Linked DNA regions of Homo sapiens: region 2 is linked to region 1. A link is a contact called in ENCODE Hi-C or POLR2A ChIA-PET data. All regions are on one chromosome and are shown on one strand. Each heading gives the region's core, a stretch centred on a gene start or an enhancer-like site at or near the end of the contact. The rest is flanking DNA. Distances are from core to core; before and after follow the strand shown.

What was found. Hi-C counts contacts between places; a loop is a spot of excess contacts on that map. ChIA-PET counts read pairs that join two places held with the same protein, here RNA polymerase II (POLR2A). Pooled maps may share reads with other maps.
Region 2: a map of PC-9 shows a loop between it and region 1 (7-fold over the local background). The contact joins two enhancer-like sites. A Hi-C loop is called at or near these places in 1 of 168 maps with a recorded cell type or tissue (PC-9) and 2 of 50 pooled maps. POLR2A ChIA-PET finds 5 or more read pairs at or near these places in 1 of 52 experiments (WTC11).

The regions. Positions count from the first base shown.
Region 1 is chr4:138,234,375-138,236,953 of GRCh38, reverse strand. SLC7A11 (solute carrier family 7 member 11) reads left to right here. Exons shown (of 12, transcript NM_014331.4): 2 at 503-629. Among named protein-coding and RNA genes, the nearest start is that of SLC7A11, 6.7 kb to the left of the region's middle. Within about 2 kb of position 1,298, at least 8 of the 41 ENCODE cell types and tissues checked have a DNase peak (open chromatin) inside an H3K27ac peak, as active enhancers do; they include PC-9, where a contact is called at or near this core.
Region 2 is chr4:138,896,673-138,899,251 of GRCh38, reverse strand. The region is part of intron 2 of LOC105377448 (a long non-coding RNA gene); the gene reads left to right. Among named protein-coding and RNA genes, the nearest start is that of NOCT, 120 kb to the left of the region's middle. Within about 2 kb of position 1,296, at least 3 of the 41 ENCODE cell types and tissues checked have a DNase peak (open chromatin) inside an H3K27ac peak, as active enhancers do; they include PC-9, where a contact is called at or near this core.

The DNA of each region.
Region 1 (2,579 bases), core at 49-2,548:
TTCTAAAGAGTGGATACAGCTTGTTCATTTTGATTTTCCACAGAAACATAATTTATTAAAAGGGTTCTCAAAAAATAACTCAAAAAACTTAAAAGCTAACTCAAACATTTGGACTAATGCCTTGTCTTGGTGTGAGGTTGTGTTCTTCTAAAAATAGGTCAATATTATTGACATCTCTCTCCTCTTTTTCCCCTATTTCCAGGTTTTCAGCTCAAAATTCTGGAACACATGATATTGTTGCAGACATGTATCTTTGTCATTTCAAGTAAAATTATAGTGTTCAAATAGAATACACTAAATCTCAACTGTGAGGATGTTAGAAAAGGAACTTGGCGGGTCTTAGCAATTAGATGATGGTTATTTGTCTTGAGTAAGGATGCCATTCAGACCAAAGGAGGCAGTTACATCTCAGGCAACATATAAACATTATTGTATCTATTCTAATGCTGGGTGTCTTGAAAATGTATTAAATTGGTACCATTTTGTGACAAATATTTCACAGGAGCTTTGTCTTATGCTGAATTGGGAACAACTATAAAGAAATCTGGAGGTCATTACACATATATTTTGGAAGTCTTTGGTCCATTACCAGCTTTTGTACGAGTCTGGGTGGAACTCCTCATAATACGGTAAGAGCATAGTAGAAAGAATTAAGAAAAAATAAACCAATTCATTCTTATGAATCACCTTGATTATTTTTAACTGGTTAGACACATGCATGTCATGTGACTACATGATAAACATGTCTACCTCAGGATATAAAGCCTGTGATAAAGTACCTTTCTGAATTAAGATATTTTTAATGCAATTTTATCACTGACAAGCAGTTCACCAGCAATGCCAAACTTTTAGAAATATCTACCTTTCTTTGACCCTCAGCTATTCTCTTTGACACTTCCAGGAGAAAGATGCTTACTTGAAAGAATATGAACATGAAAATTCACCTGGATACCTTTTGACCAACTAGACCAAATTAAATATTGAAGTTTTCTCTTATTGTAGATTATATCATTAAGGCATTTAACTTTACTTAGTCATTGTGACCAAGACACTTCTGTGCCTCACAACTTAGTTGGTCACCAAGTCTTATACTTCATAAAAAACAGAGTTTGCATGACAGAGTCAAATGACTCATTTCCTTATATTAAACAGATTAGGAACTACAGTTCCAAAAGTCTTTTTTGATTTTATTGTTGTAACAATGTGTTTACATTCCTGCTTGTCTTGGTTTAAAATCACACTGAATAGTGCTAAGTCACTCTGAATAGCAAATTTCCTTCGACTTTGTGGGAAGCTTATGATGTCATATGAGCATTTCAGAGTATCACAGTTCCTTAAGGCTAACTACTTTGATAAAATGTGATGTGCACAGTCTGATTACAGAATTTAATGGATATTACTAGGGAAACTTGCTCTTATCAAACTTATCAAACATATGTGATTGAGAGTTCATGTGAGCTTTTATGGCTAAGTGCCAAATACAGTGCTAGTAAGTATTGACAACACTAATCATGAGTTTTACAGTGTTAGAAGTCTTTTTTTTTTTAACCAAAAAAAGATCTTCAAAGTAGTATATGCTTCATGAAGGCTTTTTCATTTTAAACACTCTGCATTATTTAAAATTGTTATAATGAAATAATAATAAGTATTTTTTTCCTTTCCTGAAATTCCTCTATCAGGAATGCACTTCTATTCCTTTTGGTTATCTCAATCTTATCTGCTCTTCAAAGGTCATCTTAAATCCTTTCTTTCCCACAATTAATTTCCTGTTTATTCTAATTTATGTTATTTCTTTCATCTCTAAATTCTTCTGAAAATTCTATCTCTGCTTCACATTTGGCATTGAGCATGATACCTTCTATTCTTCCTTAATATTTTAGGTGTCTATATTTTGTTTCCCTTTTAAAACTGCCAACATTTCAAGCATACAAAGATAAGATCTTTTTGTAACCCATATACTACTTAGGTCAGTGCCCTTTTTTTGGCATATATTAAATTATTTTTGAATAAGTAATTGAAAGTTTAAAGTTACAATATATTGTGTACAACATACTCAGCATTCAAATGCATGTACTACTTATTGACTGCTGGCCTGTCAGGCTGGCGGGCTTTGGAGCTTAATACAGTTGGACTTGACTCCGTCTTCAGCCATGTATTAGTTGTGTAACTTTGGCTCATTGCTTAGCATTATGATGAACATGATCATTCCATATAAATATAGCTTATATCTTACAGTAGCACAGATAAAATATTCATATATTAATTTATTTATTCCACAAACTGCTACTGAATGGTAAATGGCAATAAAAAGAGATCTAAAATGAAATCAGCCACAATTTCTGCTCCCAGGTAGCGGATAATCAAATGTTACTTTAATTTAAAAAAAAAAACTACTTTTCTCTGTGTGTGTGTGTCTGTTGACAGAGGAAAGTACCTTTGTATTCTAGAAGCTTTTAAAATATGTTCATATATCTCTTTGTCATAACATACTCATATTGCTGAGTTGGCCTTTTAAATAGGCAGAATAACAAATGACATGAGGAGGGACAAAATATCTAAGTATGTAAATATTTCTCTTC
Region 2 (2,579 bases), core at 47-2,546, 660 kb before region 1:
TTTCATCTTTATTTTAGAGACAGTGTCTCACTCTGTTGCCCAGGCTGGAGTGCAGTGGTGCGATCATAGCTCACTATAACCTTGAACTGCTGAGCTCAAGTGATCTTCCTGCCTCAGCCTCCTGAGTAGCTGGAACTACAGGGCTATGCCACAATGCCTGGCTAATTAAATTTATTTACTTATTTTTTGTAGAGACATGGTTTTTCTATTTTGCCCAGGCTGGTCTTGAACTCTTAGCCTCAAGTGATCTTCCCACCTTGCTCTCCCAAAGTGTTAGGATTATAAGCATGAGCCACCGCACCTGGCCTATATAGCTACTTGTGATTTGAGCTCCACTTTGACTCCCAATTGTAGACCTGACCGTACTCACTTACATCTTGATTTTTGAAAACGTAGGTGCAAAATTCTTGCTCCCTGCAAGTTCCTTGAATCTTCTTATGCTTACTCTTTCTTGCCGAATGTCTCCTACACATCTCTAAAATAGATAGCTAAATCTCCGCAGCCAATTTGATTCTCCAAGAAATCACGAAAAATCCTTTGATTAAGGAACTTAGCCAATAGCACTCTGTATAGAATGAATTTTTAAACTTTTACCAGTCCCTACTGTATTTTTTGGAAAGCCACAGATTTTGCTTAACTTGGCTTAGTAATGAGTCATCAAGCATAGGCTAAGGCATGATTTCCTACTGTTAGGAAAGCTGTCACTAGACTTAATGAAGATAAGAAGTAGTTATGCAGCAAAAAAGTGGCTCTGGGGTGCCTTGGCCCTTTGGTGTTGTAGAGGTTAATTAAGTAATCCTATTGCACATGAGAGTGTGTGTGCCACCAGCAGCCATCTCAGATCAGGTGAGGCTCCTGAGCCACCTAGGCACCAATTAACATGCTTGAATACTTGCAGGTGAGGCTGGCTGTCTCCACTGTTACGTGAGCCACTGTGCAATCAATCACTCGGCTCTTTTTATTTCTGAATTTACCATTGTGAAGGGAAAACCCACAATTGGAAGACATTTATATACTGTATTCTTCTGAGTGTATTCTAAATCCTTCTTCTACTTGTGAAGCAAAAACCTAGCTCTAAAAATAACTCTGTGTGCTGACAGTGTCACATTATGACACATTCCCTATCCTCTTAGTTCCAGAGTAAACAGATGCGTATCTTGTACCTTGGCCAATCAGAGAATTAGGTCTCAGCCACTACATTCATCTGCTATCTCGGCTGGTCTCCTGCAAATCTATGCAAACCACAACCCAGGGATAGTTCATTTTCATCAAAAAATTTCTTATCTCCCATCTGTGTTACCAGTTTATTTGTCCAGAAACAATTTCACTCAATCCCTTCACCAGTGGTTCTCAAACAAGCATGCATCTGACTCACCTGCAGGGTTTGTGAAAATGAAAGCTGGCCAGGCACTCCCTGAGTTTCTGATTCAGTAGGTTTGGGTTTGATTCTGAGAATTTGTATTTCTCCCAAGTATCCTGATGCTGTTGCTGGTCCAGGGACAACACTTTGAGAAGCACTGCCCTAAACCAATTTTATTGATTCTGATTAACTTCTAGACTGTGATAAATTTAAAATACCATTAGGTGAAGTTAAATAACATCAGGTGGAGATGATGTTTAATTAGACTAAGTAAATTAAATAAATTAGATCAATTTAAAATGCTATCAGATAAATTTAAATACCACTGGGTAAATTTAAAATACTACCAGTCAGAGATGATATACCCACAGGTCCTGTGAAAAGGGACAAAAAATCAGGAGTGAATGAGACCTTTGAGAACCTCTTGCTCCCATGAATTCTTCAACAATATATGGAAAGAGGTTGAGGCAGTGAATTGTACATGTTTGTGTGTTGATACAAGTGTACAGAACATAGTAATATTATGGGGCATTATTACATCAGGTTGGGGGCTAAATTTTGGGTCAAAATATAGCCCTTACAGCCTGATATGGTTTGGGTTCAATATGCTGATAATGCAGGGGTTAGTTCTCTCTCTTAATTCCAAAAATGTTTACTGAGGGTCTGTTATGTACACGGAACTGAATCAAACATAGCTGGGTAAATTGGATGAAAAGACATGGTTCTAAGAGCTTGCATTCCAGTGTGTTAGATTAGTCAGAACTGTGATACCGAGCATAGTGTAAGTGCAATAAGAGAAGCATTATTTTGATGTTCAAAGGACGAAAGGATTGTCTGATGCCGGAGTTGCAGAATGGAGAATGAGAAAATGTGTAATAGAATTGTTTTTTTTTTTGAGGTGACAGAAGTCCCTAAGACAGGGATTGTGAATTGGTTGTGTATCTGAGGGCACTAGTTATTATGGTTTGAATGTTTGTCTCCTCTTAAGACCATATGTTTGAAACTTAATCCCAAATGCAGCAGTGTTGAGAGGTGGGGCCTGATGGGGTGTTTAGGCCATAAGGACACTGCCTTCTTGAATGGAGTAATGCTGAATTAAAAAGAGCTTTTGGGGCTGGGCGTGGTGGCTCACGCCTATAATCCCAGCACTTTGGGAGGCCGAGGCGGGCGAATCACGAGGTCAGGAGATTGAGACCATCCTGGCTAACACGGGGAAACC